2 separate regions of the Homo sapiens genome follow, and region 1 is linked to region 2. Evidence: chromatin loops called from intact Hi-C (ENCODE). Cell type or tissue: A673. All regions are shown on one strand. Each heading gives the region's core, and the rest is flanking DNA. Links, peaks and the distances in the headings are about the cores only.

What was found. A loop is a pair of places that touch in the nucleus more often than their neighbours do. Peaks named below come from ENCODE experiments on the same cell type or tissue, not always from the same donor. Only the 100,000 strongest peaks of a DNase experiment are listed, where the experiment ranks them.
Region 1: a loop joins it to region 2, with 9 times the contacts of the local background. A loop is called at or near these places in 1 of 110 quality-filtered maps.

What each region holds. Positions count from the first base shown.
Region 1 is chr1:106,647,226-106,655,576 of GRCh38, forward strand. No RefSeq gene overlaps it. Among named protein-coding and RNA genes, the nearest start is that of LINC01661, 170 kb to the right of the region's middle. In A673, for the core only: CTCF peaks have their summits at 299, 4,335 and 4,536; a DNase peak (open chromatin) is centred at 4,006; H3K4me3 peaks cover 1,068 bases; H3K27ac peaks cover 906 bases.
Region 2 is chr1:106,742,224-106,750,574 of GRCh38, forward strand. LOC124904233 (a long non-coding RNA gene) reads left to right here and starts at 5,916. Exons shown (of 2, transcript XR_007066260.1): 1 at 5,916-5,986; 2 at 8,068-8,351. In A673, for the core only: no CTCF peak of the experiment used is centred there; a DNase peak (open chromatin) is centred at 4,558; H3K4me3 peaks cover 438 bases; H3K27ac peaks cover 682 bases.

The DNA of each region.
Region 1 (8,351 bases), core at 83-8,082, 95 kb before region 2:
TATCTTCAAATCTTTACTGGAAATATATTCTCTACATGAGCACAAAACAAATGTCAGTTTGTTTTTGCATTACTTAAAAGTATATTTTATTGATCACAGGCAGCAAACAAAATACAACAGTGTATTACTATTCCATTGCTTTGGTAACAAACGGCCAGAAACTTAATAGCATAAACAGAGCAAATTTATGCTACTGTAGTTCTAGAAGTTTACAATAAAAAATCAAGATGTCAGCTGGGTTGTGTTCCTTCTGAAATTTTCACAGGCAAATCAGTTTCTGTCCCTTTTTCAGCCTCTAGAGGCTGCCTGCATTCCTTGGATCATAGCTCCCCCTTTTTATCCCTTCAACTTCTATTTGTCACATCTGCTATTTCTTATTCATCCTTTTGTCTCCTTCTTTTAAAGACCATTGTGATTACATTTAGGGCCCACCTGTATGATCTAAGATAATCTCCCTCCCTCAAAATCCTCAATTTAATCATACCTAGAAGGTCCCACTTGATGAATAAGGTAACATTTTCACAGATTTCAGAGATTAGAATGTAGTCATCTTTGCGGGGGTGAAGGTGAGTGGCATATTCAGCCTAGCACACACAGTGTGCCTTCTCTACTCCTAATATTCACATCTACCCCAAATGCAAAATACATTCACCTATCTGAAGGTAACCAAAAGTCTCAAATCATCAATCACAGCATCAATTTGACTGCAAAATCTCATCTAAGTCTAATCAGTTTGAAAATCCCAAATCCCACCATTTTAAATGATCTAAATTAGTGTGAGATTCTGAATTTAATACATCTTGGAACAAAATTCTGCTTCGTCTGTAGATGTGTGAAACTAGAAAACAAGTTATTTACCTCTAAACTACAATGGTGACAGGCATAGCTTAACAATGATAAACATTCTCTTTCAAAAACAGAGAAAATGAAATGAAAAAATAAGTAGTAAGTCTTAAACAATATTAAAATCCAACTGGGCAAACTCGATTAGGTTTCAAAGCCTAGAATGATCTCCTCTTGCTTGGGGTTGTGCCTTTCTGGCTCTTGACTCCATGCTCTGGGCTCACAGCTCTTCCCTCTGGGCCTGTGGTTCCTTCCAATCTTTTTGTTTACATGAAGGATAGCACATATTTGCAATTGAGTAGTAGTATTAGTCTGTTTATTTTCTGTAGAATTTTGGAAGCCTGAAAGCACTCTTTATTTGATTCTCTGTGTATCTCCTTCCATCCAAGTTGACAGTATTTCTGCTGCAGTAACATTCCCAAATACCTATGGATCTTTTATGTATTCCTCACAGTCTCCATTTGAGAAAAGTCTCCTCTATAGATCTTTCTATAGTAATCTCCCCTTAACTACTGAAGATACATTCCAAGACTCCCAGTGGATGCCTGAAACCTTAGGTAGTAACTGAATGCTGTATATATGAGGTTTTATCCTATATAAATGTATCTATATGTGATATTCTGAAATGAATATTTGGTCTCTGTCCCTGTCTCCTGGCATACAACTCCTTAAATCCTTGGAATCTCCAAAGTGAGAAGTTTTTCTTTGGTTGCTAATGAGATGACTAATGTCTGGTAGCACCTAGGTAACCTTAGGATGGGGGCTGGTCACTGGAAAGTCCAAGGCATGATTAGAAGGTTGCAACTTTCAGCTCCACACCCCAAACTTAGAGGAGGGGGAAGGGTGGAAGGTTAAGTTGATCACAAATGGCCAATGGTTTAATCAACCATGCCTATGTAACAAAGTCTCCGTAAAAAAACAAAAGGATGTGGTTCTGGGAGCTTCTGGATGGCTAAACACATGAGGGATCCTGGAGAGCGACAGGCCCAGGAAGGACATGGAAGTTCTGCTCCCTTTCCTCCATACCTCACCCTAGGAATCTCTTCATCTGTACCCTTTGAAATATCCTTTTTAATAAACCGGCAAACATAAGCATCTCCCTGAGTTCTGTATGTCACTGCAGCAAATTAATAAAACCCAAAGAGGGGGTCATGGGAACCCCAGCTTAAAATCATTTGGTCATAAGTTCCAGAGGCCCAGGTAGCTAATGTTAGAATTTAATTGGAGGATACCCAGCTAGTGTCCACCACAGAATTGATTGCTTTTTTGTTGTGGGGAGAAATACCCCACATTTGGTCACATAAATCTTCTGTGTTGATTGTGGTTGTGAGTGAGAGGGTAGAAAAACATGTTTTGAGTGTGTTTTCCTCTCTCACAGACGATGATAAATTTTTATTTATAAATTAGACACAGTAAGAGATTAAAGATTATAGCAATATACTGTAATAAAGTTGATGTAACTGTGCTCTACCTCTCTTTTTCATGTTTTCTTACTATACTATATTATAGGTAACTAAAATTCTGGAAAGTAAAATTGTGTATAAGGGGGATTAATGTATTATATTCTGCTGAGATGGTTGAAAGGATCCATGAGTTACATGCCTAACCTCTTCGAAGAGCGTTCTGTGAGACTAAACCCTTTGACTTTTGGATCCACTGGAGGAACTGGCAAAAGGTTATCCAGCCAAACCTTTGATTTTATCTCCGGAGCATGCTTTCTGACAGTGCAACTTCTCATTTTAGCATCTTTGGCAATAGAGATAGGCTAAGAGTTTTTCAAATCAAGTCCTGGTTCCTTTTTGCTTAACAGTTGCTCAACTTATATTTCCTCTTGCATTTCACTATAAGCAGCAAGAAAAAGAATCAAGGGGCATCTTTAACATTTTGCTTTGAGATCATCTCAGCTCAATGTGCAAGTTCATCTTCTATAAATTTTGCCTTCTATCTAAGTGTAGGATGTAATTCAACTAAGTTTGCTGCTGCTGTATAATAAGGATCTCCTTTCCTCCAGTTTCCAATAGCATGATCTTCATTTCCTTCTGAACACTCAAAAGAAGCAACTTTAATGTTAATATATCTATATACATTCTTTTTATGATTATTTAGGTATTCTCTAAAATAAAATAGGTTTTTTTCTCTTGTACTTCTCATTTCTTTTGGAGCCTCACCAGCAGCGACTTCAATATTCTTATTTCTATGAACAGTCTGTTCAAAGCAACCTAGGGTTTTTCTACCATGCTCCTTGAAATTCTTCCAGCCTCTTCCCCTTATACAATTCCAAAACCATTTCTCCACTTTTAGATATTTGCAAATCCACTTCCAGGTACCCAAATATGTATTAATTTCCTATGGCTGCCATAATAAATTATCACAAACTAACTGACTTAAAACCACGCAAATTTTTCTTACAGTTCTGGAGGTCAGAAATCTAACTCAAATTCCTGGCAGGGCTGAATTCTTTCTAGAGGTGCTAGAGTTTGAATGTTTGTGTCCCTTCCAAAATTCATATTAGAACTTAATCTCCAGTGCAACAGTATTAAGAAATAGAGCTCTCAGGAGGATGTTATCATATTCACAGTTTCTGGCATTAGGATGTAAATATCCTGGATGATGGTAGGTATTCAGCCTAACACAAATAGCTGATGATAAATGCTAAGTAGTAAAATTGTATTTTTGTTCATTCATCAGTTATTCCTTACTAATTATCGGTCCCTTCTACATGGACAATGCTGTGCTTAATGCTATAGATACAGGGAGAAAAAACACAATTCCTATCCTGAGACATCCAGTGTCTGAGTTAGAGAAAGGCAAGACAAAAATTTAAAATATAGGGAATGAATGGGAAAACATTTAATTCAGACTAAGGAAAAAGGATGGACCAGGAAAATGTTCCCACAAAGGATCAGGACTAATGTGCAAAAAGTTAGAATCAAACTATGAAGCACGGGGTAAATTCAGGCAAAAGCAACAGAATGAGAAAGAAGTCTTCTTTACATTTTTAATCTCATGTTTTACTATTCCAAAAAAAAACATGATTGAATGCTATAATACATCTTGACAGCCATATCCTTTTCCCCCATTGATCTCTTATGTTCAGTTTTGAAACAGAAATGTGTACCATTTCCTGTTCCCATTCATGGTTTCTTAGGCCATAAATAGATAAAAGGATCACTAAGCTTTTGCTAGATAATAATTACTCAGATTGTCTCATGTGTTGAAACTAAGAGAAGCACAAACTGAGATTAGTTGAAAGTAGGCACTGGGGCTGAAATGCCGTGCCATAAAACACTGCTACATAAGAATCTCCTTTAGAGCTGTCTATACATACAGATTTAGAATATCGTGGCGCAGTATTGTACCTTCTTGCATTCTCGCATAAAAATAAACACAAATCACTACAGAGCAAAATTAAAACCCATAAATAGCATTTTCTATAAAACTAGATGACAAGACATCTCCACAAACCCAAATATATCAGCAGATGGGGACAAACTGCCAGCAGCTACAAGAACTGCATACTATTCACAAGGGGGTGATAGAAGCAATGGGATATTGGACAGACCCAAGAACAAGAGGATACCAAATAGCCAACAGATATTCCCTGGAACAAGTAGCAGGTCAATTTGAGAATAACAGCTAAAACTGAGGGGTTTTATTTTTTGGTTTTTGCTTTTTTTCCCTTATAGAAGCCAGTGAGTGAAATCAAGGGATACACAAGATGGTCTGAGGGAGCTGAAGCAGATTGTCTCTTATTAACTCTCAAACTGACCCACTAGAGCTCTCTCTAGAGCAGTAATCCACATTAAGGAATAATTACTGACAGTGGAACCAAAATTGATCTATGCAGAACAGCAAATGTGAAGGAAGGAAAGAATTATGTGGAAAAAAACTGACAGAACCATAAAATCCCCTAAAACAAGCTACTATGTATATATTGAACACTAAATACACACACAGATGAAAAAGCTCAGTGAAGTGAGACAAGCTGCTTAAACCGAGAACCTTCCTAAAACTTCAGGAAAACTAACTTCACAAAAAGAAGAACTAAATAAAGTATATGTGTTAAATTCCACACAAACCTCCACAGTTTACAAGAGGATTACATGGGAAATTCATTAAAAATACTGATGTCTGCCCTTTTCCCAGGAGGTTTTGGCTATCAATTACTCACTGCAACATCTGTTGCAATATCTCCCCTATCAAAATTCAAATTTTTGGGGGGATGTCCAAATCCTATTATTTCCTTTATTAGATAAATATTCCAGTATTCCCTATATTAAATAATATCAACACAAGCCTTTAACCAGACGTGTTATATAAGTATTTTATGAGTTTAATTGTCAGAAGGTAGTTACTTTTTTAGTAAAAGTTCGTTGCATCCTACCGCATTTATACATATCCTTCTTTACTCCCAAACATATCCTGGTCTATTTTAGCAGGAAAGAGTAGAAACAAAAAACCAAGGTTAAATCAGGTCTAGATTACATAGTGAATGAAGTGTATTTTTAAACACATTAAAAAGGCTAGCAGTGAATTTAAATACACTTATACAGCCCTCCCTTAGCACCATGTGGAATTGGTTCCAGGACTTCCCAAGGATACCAAAGTCCATGGATTCTCAAGTCAATGACATAAAATTGCGTAGTATTTGCACATAACCTATGCACATCCTCCTGTTTACGTTATTTTATTTTATTTTATTTTTATACTTTAAGTTCTAGGGTACATGTGCACAATGTGCAGGTTTGTTACATTTGTATACATGTGTCATGTTGGTGTGCTGCACCCATTAACTCATCATTTACATTAGCTATATCTCCTAATGCTATCCCTCCCCCATCTCCCTACCCCACGACAGGCCCCGGTGTGTGATGTTCCCTTTCCTGTGTCGAAGTGTTCTCATTGTTCAGTTCCCACCTATGAGTGAGAACATGCGGTGTTTGGTTTTCTGTCCTTGCGATACTTTGCTGAGAATGATGGTTTCCAGCTTCATCCATGTCCCTACAAAGGACATGAACTCATCCTTTTTTATGGCTGCATAGTATTCCATGGTGTATATGAGCCACATTTTCTTAATCCAGTCTATCATTGATGGACATTTGGGTTGGTTCCAAGTCTTTGCTATTGTGAATAGTGCTGTAATACACATATGTGTTCATGTGTCTTTATAGCAGCATGATTTATAATCCTTTGGGTATATACCCAGTAATGGGATGGCTAGGTCAAATGGTATTTCTAGTTCTAGATCCTTGAGGAATCGCCATACTGTCTTCCACAATGGTTGAACTAGCTTACAGTCCCACCAACAGTGTAAAACTCTTCCTATTTCTCCACATCCTCTCCAGCACCTGTTGTTTCCTGACTTTTTAATGATCGCCATTCTAACTGGAGTGAGATGGTATCTCATTGTGGTTTTGATTTGCATTTCTCTGATGGCCAGTAATGATGAGCATTTTTTCATGTACTTTAGACCTAGATTATTTATAATATTGAATTCAGTGTAAATACTATGTAAATAGTTGTTATACTGTATTATTTAGGGAATAATGACAAGAAAAAAGTCTAAACATGTTCAGTACAGACCAAATTTTAAAAAATATTTTCAATCTGTGATGGTTGAATCAACAGATGCAGAACCCAAAGATACAGAGGGACAACTGTTCTAGAAGAAACAGAGTGAAAAATATCATTTAAGGAACAGATATAAGAAAATACATTTAAAAATTGGTTAATCAAATATACTTTGACCAGAAAAAAAATAACAAAACATAAAATAAAGATAATTTCAATATTTGGTGTTTCAAAATTTCTGTAACAAATGGCCTGTAAAACTTATTTCCTATGTAACGACTAAAAGCATATCATCACTTTAAAAGATTTTATTAAATTTTATGGCTTATATTTTTGGATTGTAGTTCAGCATGGTTTAGGTAGATTGGCCTGAATCATATATGAAAACCAATCTCAATATATTAAAATAAAGCATTAGGGAAATGGCAGGTCAAAATGTAACCAAAGAAGAACTTCATCTGCTATGGTATCAAACATGTTTGTTACAAGGGATATACTCAGTGTAGATGTGAAAACCAAATGATGATATGAAAAGCTTCCAACACTTAAATTATACACAACGGTTGATGTAACTAAGCATGACAAATACTCATAAATATATTCAAGAACTTGATGCATAAAATAGATTTTTTACTTTTGTGTTTCCTATATTATTGCATTCATTTTCATGAATACTCCTAGGATTTCTGCAATTGCTATAAACAAAGGAAAACACAGCTTTTGGAAGACTATGCTTTATTTCATGTCAGGTTTTTCTGTTATATTCAAAATAAATTTATAAAACACATATAATGATGAAATGAATGGAATCTTGTTAGTATCAACTTATGGCAATTTTCAGTCCTAGCAACTGTGAAATCTATCACTCTTCTATGAAGACATTATCTACTATATTAATAAGTTAAATGTATTATTATTTCATAATGATACCTATGGCTCATGTCATGCAGTTAGCCTATTAAGCCACTAAAATCACCTGCTTTACAACCTCAATATATAATTTGGAAATCTAAATAAGAATTAAGTTCAACATTGTCCAATTTTAAGACATCAATACTTTACAATGTGGTATATGGGTAATTAATCTAATATTTTGATCAATATTTGCAGGCTAACTTGACCACTTTGACAATAATTCTGAATGAGATTTGAGAATTTGCTTCCTTTTCTTTCTATTATTACTTTTCTATAATTTTGAACTGAATGTTATTGTATTTATTGGTTTAGTTTTAATTTTATAAATTTGAGGTAGAAAGCTATGAGTTTAGTTTAATATGCTCTGAATTTAGAATTGATTTGTAACCACATCAGATTGCTATTTGATTCTCCTCCAATATAAAAAATATTGATACAAGCTCTATATTTGAAAAAAAAAAAAACCTGGATCCTGAGCACTTTTAAACCTATAGCTCATAGATATTTACATTTTTTGCCAATTGAAAGATATATTTGATGTATTTTATATAGTCAATTAATTGAATTTGAAAGCTTTCATTCTTATAGAGGTTTGAAACTGTTTTATTGTTCTACTTGTTATTTAGGTATCACCTTCTGTAATTTATTTACTGTATTAATCTGTTTTAATGCGTCTGATAAAGACATACCTGAGACTGGGAAGAAAGAGAGGTTTAATGGACTTACAGTTCTATGTGTCTGGGGAGGCCTCACAATCATGGCAGAAGGCCAGGAGGAGCAAGTTATGTCTTCCATGGATGGCAGTAGGCAAAGAGAGAGCTTGTGCAAGGAAACTCCCATTTTTAAAACCCTCAGATCTTGTGAGAATCATTCCCATCACGAGAAGAGCACAGGAAAGATCCACGCTCATAATTCTATCACCTCCCACTGGGTTCCTCCTATAACACATGGGAATTGTGGGAGTTACAATTCAAGATGAGATTTCAGTGGAAACACAGAGCCAAGCCGTGTTATTCTGCCCC
Region 2 (8,351 bases), core at 263-8,262:
ACTCAAATTATTAAATACGAAAATATTCCACAAAATTTTGCTGTCTTCGTGAATAGATGTTCAATATTAACATGTGGCCTCAGGTGGTCATGATTAAATTAATACTGTTACATGGGCCAGGGACTTTGATCTTGACCTTCAGCAAGTTACTTTACCTCTTTTTCCTTCAGAATAAAAAAGGTCTCAGTTTCCTTCAGAATAAAAAAGCACTTGTAGTAATGATATATAAATAAATTAAAATATGAATATAAATTAAATATATAAGTATACGGATACATGACCTGCACATAGCTAACTAAATAATAGTTGAACTATGGTTGTTAATACCATCTTTGACTTCTTTCCTTTCCCTCATCCTATATCAAATCAGTTGAAAAATCATCCGAAGGTGTCAATTTCTGTAGTGTCTCTCAAATTTGTTTAGTCTTCTTTTCCATTCCACTATTGTTACCTAAGACTACAGTACCACCACCTTGTCTATTTTAAGAGTCTCATAACTGTTATTCTCTCCAATCTTTCCTCCTTTAGTCCAACCACAGGTCCTGCAAGAGAATTATTTTAAGAAGAGAGTTGATCATGTGTCTCCTCATGGAAGAAAAGATTTAATACTTCATCATTTATTATTCAAATCAGAACCTGACTGACCTTAGCATTTGGTCACAATGTGCTGTAATCCACATTTCCAGCATCCTCACGATCGCCTATACCTCCTGTACATCTTCTTCCCTTCATGCATCACCCCAAAATACATCCTAAAACATATCACTTGCTTGATGAAAACCTCTGAATTTCCCCAATCCACAACCTTGGTTTGACCTTAAAATTCTTCCTTCTGGCTGGGTACGGTGGCTTACACCTGTAATCCCAGCATTTTGGGATGCTGAGGCAGGAGGATCACTTGAGCCCGGGAGTTTGAAACAAGCCTGGGCAACATGGTAAGACTCCATTTCTACAAAAAAATTTAAAAATTAGCCAGGCCTGGTGGTATGTGCCTCTAGTCCCAGCTACTTGGGAGGCTGAGGTGGGAGAATTGCTTGAGCCTAGGGAGTTGAGGTTACAGTAAGACATGTTCATGCCACTATACTCCATGTCTCAAAAAAATAAAATAAAATAAAATCCCTCCTTCTATCTATGGTGCAGCTAGAAATACCCCATAAAGAGACACCAGATTCTGAGTTCTAGTGTATTATGATATTTCCCCAGACACTGACTTATATTCATCTTCCAGAATTCCTATCCTGCATTCCGGTGTGCCCCTCACTTGGTAAAGCACTACATCAAAGCTGCCTTTTGCTTATCTGAGGATTCCTTGGACTGACACTTTACTATGACTGCATGTTTGATTTTCCAATACAGTTCTGACATATAACAAGGGCTTTTAGATTCATTAGTAACACTCTAGAAAGATCCTCATACCAGAAGGACCCATCAGCTCTAGAATGACAGCCTGAACAAACCACCCAAGCCTACTTCATACAAGAAGGAATTAGACCAATCCATTAATCTCTTCCCTCCTTTATTCTAACTAATGTGTGTCTCAGATTTTCATCTCTCTCAAGAAGCATTTCACAGCTCCCTTAGAGTATTCTTTTTCTCCCCCACAATCCAGTTGAATGTTGCTTTTTTTCTATAACTTAGGTCACATATTAATTTTTCATATTTTTTATATTAATGTCTTTTACTCTCACTATAACATAGGCTTTTAGATAAAATATCTATTTTAGTTTTCATGATACTTAAACCAGAGTATTCTTCATAGCAAATATTCAATAAATACATGATAAGTTGAACTGATGTAATAAGACTATCACTCAATATTTATAAAACAATTTTGAAAACAAAACTATAGATACATGGATACATGGAAGAGCAAGTAATAATATCAATGTCCAATTATAGTTAAAAATTGAGAAATTAATAGAAATCAAGTTATTACCATAAATATGCATCTTTTCTCTCCCAAACCAAAATAACCTTATTGTTCATAAGACAGTGTATTACTCAGGGTTTTCTAGAGGAACAGAACTAATCAGATATATGTAGGAGTTTAACTTACACGATCACAAGGTCCCACAATAGGCTTTCTGCAAGGAGGAGAGCCAGTCTGAGTCCCAAAAAGGAAGAACTTGGAGTCTGATATTCAAGGGCGGGAAGCACCCAGCATGAGAGAAAGATGTAAGATGAGAGGCTAGGCTAGTCTCTACTTTTCATGTTTTCCTGCTTGCGTTATATTTGCTGGCAGCTGATTAGAATGTGCCCACCAGATTAAGGGTAGATCTACTTTCCCTAGCCCACTGACTCAAATGTTAATCTCTTTTGGCAACACTCTGGCAAACACACAGAGGATCCAATACTTTGTATCCTTCAATCCAATCAAGTTGACACTCAGCATTAACCATCACAGAAAGAAATGGTTAAAATAAAGGAAATATGGTCACACTGCAGAACACTATGCACATGTTAGAAAGAAGAGGTAGAACTAAATATGTTAAAATTGAAGTGTCTCTGAAACATATGGTTGAATTTAAAGTTGTTTCAAAATGACAAAAACTGTATTACATCACTTATATATTAAGACTATAAAATTTAGTATCCTGGACCTGACACTAAATATTCTCTAAGAGTACATATATACATATGCAAAGACACAGTGAAAGGTCTAGAAGAATAAGCAACACACGGAGAGGTCACTAATTACCTTTGAGGAAAATCAAGGAGAAGTAGACTGGGATTGGGATGGTGGTCATTAAACTGAACTTTAGCATTTTTTTCTACTTATATAATGTTTCATTTAAAAACAGAAATCTCCAAGTCCAATGCCAGAGTTCAAATTCTCTCTCTGCCATTTACTACTTGTGTGAATTTTGCAATATATTACCCTCTGCTGCTCATCTACAAAATGTTTATAATACACCTACCTAATAGGCAGGGCTGGCTTCTTGGTCATTCAAATAATTTGTAAAATTACAATCCTGATGTTAAAAAGCAGAATATTTAGACAGAAAACATACAGTCCCACTCCCCAAGTATATGTTTTACATTTCCATATTATACCATATTTCATATTATAGCTGAGAAGTTTATATATACTATATATCATGATCTGAAAATGAAAATTAACTCTATCAATTTAAAGATGTATATGTAGTTTAGTCATTGAATTTAGTATGTCCTCATAGGTTAGAACATATTTCAGACAAGACTAAATATCTCTGAGATCCTCAAATGTAAAATTCAAAGCAAATTTAATAAACTATTTTTCTTTCTGCTAGAATAATTACATTGAACACTTCTTGTCATACATGATTACATCAACTGCCTATCCCTGGCTACATTTTTTCTTATGAAAGAGTTCTTCTCAACAGTTGCAAATTTATTTTCATTATTATTGACCTTTCAGGTTGTTATTGACCAACTCAAAAAAGTTCTGACCATATGGCAAAATGATTTCCTAGAGTCTAAATGCAGAAGTCGAGGTGGCAGAACTTGCTCAAATGATAAATCCAAAACAAATCCAAGATCATATCTAAATAAGTCTTGAAAATCTGCTTATTGCTATGTAAAGAAAACAGAAGAATTACTGCATTAACTCAAGAACTCTGCTACTTTATTTTACATTTCTAGTTTACTTAAAAATGGATCTGATGGAATATAGGTCTTGTTTTGCTCAGACAACTAAATGCCTTAACAATTTCTAGTCCCTATCCATTTTTTGTTTGCTTTCCTTAATGTTCTTGTTATTCCTAAGAAAACTCACAATTGAAAATATTTTTGTTCAGCATTGTCACCCAACATTTTCTGAGTATATAATATGAGACAGGAATTGTGCTAGGTACTGTCAATATACGTGGAAATAATTGACACTCTTTGCCATTATCAAACTCACAATCTAGAACAAAAAACAATCAAGCAGACAAATTATTATTTTTCTTAGAATTTATTTGCTAGAACAAAGGCTCATATGTTATAGCCACTCATACAAACCAGTCCTTTGAAAGCAATTACATTAAGCCCTAAGCATATTATTTTGAGGAAAACAATGGCAAATTTAACCCAAACAATACTAATGATTATATATACTAATTATTTATTATCAGTGACTTTTTTCAATGTCTATTTTTTTCTGGCTAATATTATTTTTAAATTTTTTCTGTAAGTTGATTTATATCTGTAGCCTGAAAATTCCTCCAAAATTTATGGCAACTATATCACAGTGAGAGAATCAATTCCCAACATGATTTCCTTTTAGGCTCTGACTTATCTTAGATCAGGAGACTTGGATAGATCTTAATTAGCATAAGGCTTTTTGTCAAGCAGCCACAGGATATCTCTAGCTCAAAACCTTAGCATTTAGAAAGCATTTAAGGATCTATGAGGATTACTGTCCTGTGGACACCTGTTATAAATCTGAGTAAGAGCCTGGAAACATTACTTTCCAAGTGTTTCTATTTGATATAATCAGGCCTGACCACCAGCTTGTGTTTCTGCCAAGTCTATTATGTATAATTTTTAGTTGATGTAATTCTCTTAAAGCCAAATCAGAGTGCTGTGCTGTAAATAAAGCTCACTCTTCTTCACAGCATGCAACTGTGTGATTACTCCTACTAACTTTCTCTACCCCAGCCAAATCATGCATATCACCAAGGAGGTGCCAGTGTAAAAGGAAAAGAATAGAGCATTCCTAAACTGTAATGATGTGTACTTTATCAGCCATTGACATGCACAATGAAAGAGGAAGTAATTGCCTGACGGTGTCAGGTGACCTTCGAGTTTTACATAGAAAAGAATTCAGAGGCAATAATACTTAACAAGTAAAAGTGACATTTTTCAATGTCACAGCTGGATCAGAGCAACCTACTATTTAGTCTACTATTTTCATGTGAACACGGAGTACTTGTGTCAGCTTTTTCATCTTGTTACCAATTTGACTTCATTATTTGGACTTTTCTAAGGCTGTAAATAAACGCTAAGGTTACTAATTTCAAGCAAATGATTCTGGTCTTGAGTATTTTCAGTCTTTTCCTTCTCTGAGCCTCTGTATTGTCTACACCTTGAATCACTCAATCCAGCACTTAAATTAAAGATAAGCGTTTAACTGTTCTTGGAGATAAAACAGAATCTTCCCTCTTTGTGGTAACACTGACTAACCTAGAGAGTCCTGGCACATAGTAGGTTTTTGAAGAATGCTTTTGGTCTGATTCAATCTCTTAGTTCCTGACCCCATTACACTCACTACTCAAATGGTTACAGAATATTCTAGCAGAAAGAGAATGCAGCCAAGTTTACTGAGGAGAATGAAGTGATTTTCAAAGGAACAGCTAGTTCTCAGCAGAAAAAAAAGAAACTCAGAATCTTAAGATAATTTCCTTTCTGCTTCCACAGGCCGCGGACAATTACCATACTTGGCCTTTTTTTTCTTTTTTTTCGAGGCAGGGTCTCGCTCTTGTCGCCCAGGCTGGAGTGCCGTGCGCGATCTCCACTCACTGCAACCTCTGCCTCCTGAGTTCAAGAGATTCTCTTGCCTCAACCTCCCAAGTAGCTGGGATTACAGCCACATACTACCACGCCTGGCTAATTTTTGTATTTTTAAAGTAGAGACGGGGTTTCACCATGTTGGCCAGGATGGTCTCCAACTCTTGACCTCAGGTGCTCCTCCCGCCTTGGCCTCCCAAAGTGCTGGGATTGCAGGCGTGAGCCGCCGCCCCCGGGCCATACCTGGCCTTTTTAGTAACCAGGCCACACAGCAGGAGATGAGTGGCAGGCAAGGGAGCATCACTGCCTGAGCTCCGCCTCCTGTCGGATCAGCCAGGGCATTAGATTCTCATAGGAGCACGAACCCTATTGTGAACTGCGCATGCGAGGGATCTAACTTGCGCGCTTCTTATGAGAGTCTAACGTCTGATGATCTAATATGCCTGATGATCACCCCCCACCTCCTCTGGAAGAAAAATTGTCTTCCGCAAAACCGATCCCTGGTGCCAAAAAGGTTAGGGATCACTGACCTAGGGGACGTTGTAAATTTTGATGCAAAATTTGGAGATAGTCTGTGAATACCTGAAAGTATCTCCGAATATCTAAATATTCCAAGTAAATGATTCTAATAAATTAGAAGAAAATGTAATAAATGTTTTCCAACCTCATGAGAAATTGAAGGAGAAGACAAAGCATTCAAGACCACATTCAAAAAAATATCTGCTTCTGAATTAGGAAATGCCAGTGGCCCGGTACTCAAAATTTGCACAGAAAACTGTGCTAAGCTAGTGATTAAAGAAATAGTATTCTGAGTCTTAAGGACTTAAAGTAGGAATTGGACAGCCATCCAAAAGTAAAGTAAAACAAATAAAAATTCTCATGGGTTTATACAATTGCATCCAATCCCAAATAGCCCTTGTTAAAATATAATTTACCTTAGGTTACCACTCAAGGAAAACCAAACAGTTCTATTTTCTCCCCTATGTGATTGCCAGCTGAGTTATAAGAATGTTTTATAGCACTTTAAGTCCTAGACAAAGGATCACCATGAATTCTTCTCTGCCCTTTCTTTCTTGGCAAATATCTTTTACCACTAAAACCAATGTGGTTTCCACTCAATCCCTTAGGCCACTGACTACTACCCTCTTAAAGGTAACTGTAGCAGCCATTAGACCGCTTTGACAAGAGATAGTAATTCACCTCAATATACCTTTCAAATTTGTTAAATAAATGAGAGTAACGTGGGTGTCCCATTTGCTACTGTTCACTCCTAACTGAAAGAGCTGTGAAAAGTTAAAGTAGAGATACAGCAATTGCATGACCACCTGCTGTTCTTTGTGACAGCTGCCACTGCCCCTTGACACAAAATGTCATAGCATTGTCACCTAATAACTAGGCAATCCAAAAATCTGGGGGTATCTTAATGAATGTACTACAGTGTACATTGGTCCGAGGATTTATGCTGTCATTCTGGTACCAGGAGTAAAGGCTAATAACCTCAGCTTCCAAATGAATATTTGCAAAACTCTCAAGCCAAGATGGTGTAACTGCATTTGTGAAAATAGTTGCCTTTTCCAGCATCAGGCATGGCTTAGTTTTGTAATTTTAGGTTTAAATTAAAACAAAATATTGTTCTTAGGATTACATGTATGAAGAAAGGAAGCTTTAGCTTCTCACAGGGGAATTATCTATATATTTTTGGAGTCCTGTTTAAATCTATCATCAAGATCCTTTCTTTTATAACTACCTAATGATCTATTATTCAAGCCAAAATATTGTAGGTTTTATGGTTTTCACTTATTATTCAGAGCAACTGTCTCATGACTATGTAACATCTCATATCCCACTCAGTGTCTCCAGCCTAAGAAAAGTTGGATATGTTTTTCTCTCTTATTTGAATTGTGAGATTCAAATAAATGTGAATCAGATAAAAACTTAACCCTTTTACAAGATTAGCTATTATGGCCTGCTGACCGGCTGATTAAAAACAGAAACTATTTAATGAGAAATTAAGTTTTAAATGGAAAGCAGAGCCATACACAGCAGCCTCATCAGGAGTAAATACAGGTTGTAGGCACAAATATAAGACATAATACTTTCTGCTCCCATGGGGCTCTTCTTTGACAGGCAGAGCCACCAAAAAAAGGAAAGTAAAATTCTCATTATCATCCCAAGGACACAAAACGGTAACTGAATTGAGTAGGAGAAAATAATTGGGTTAGAATTTATTCTTATAATATGGGAATGGAGCTTTTCCTAGTTTTTGTTTAAATTTTTCCTATTTTTAGTTTATGATTCCAATTAATGCTGCTGTTGATTTAGTCTATGCTTTTATCTTTTATGCAAAACTTCCAATGAATAAGCTAAAGGGAAACTTGCAAAATCCATAAATACTCTAACATGACTAGACTTGTCCCCTGTACCTTTAGAGATCAGAATTTGAAGATAGATACCAAAGGATCTTGTGATGATGTATTGGATTAATTCACTAGCCTCTCACTTCTTTAGTTTCTGAGAGACCAAATCTTTAAAGCTGACATATGGGAGAGTGGTGATATATTGGATTAATTCTATATCCCCTTACTTTCATTTTAGGTCCCACGTGTTTCAATGGACATTTGTCTCCATCATAGCCACATCACACCACAGATTTGATTTTTCAGTTCATTTGGTCAAATGCCACTCAAAACAAGAAATGCTAAAGGAGAAGAAGAGTCCAGTTCAAGATCTGCATTTCATTTCTGATGTTGGCCCAACAACTTTTTCCTTCCAGTTTCTCGGAAGCCTGCCTCCATAGTTCTCTTTTCCCCCAGTTCGCCCAAGAATTTAAAGTGAGAATTCAGAATATTCTTTCCCCTTTTCCCCTACTAATGATTCAA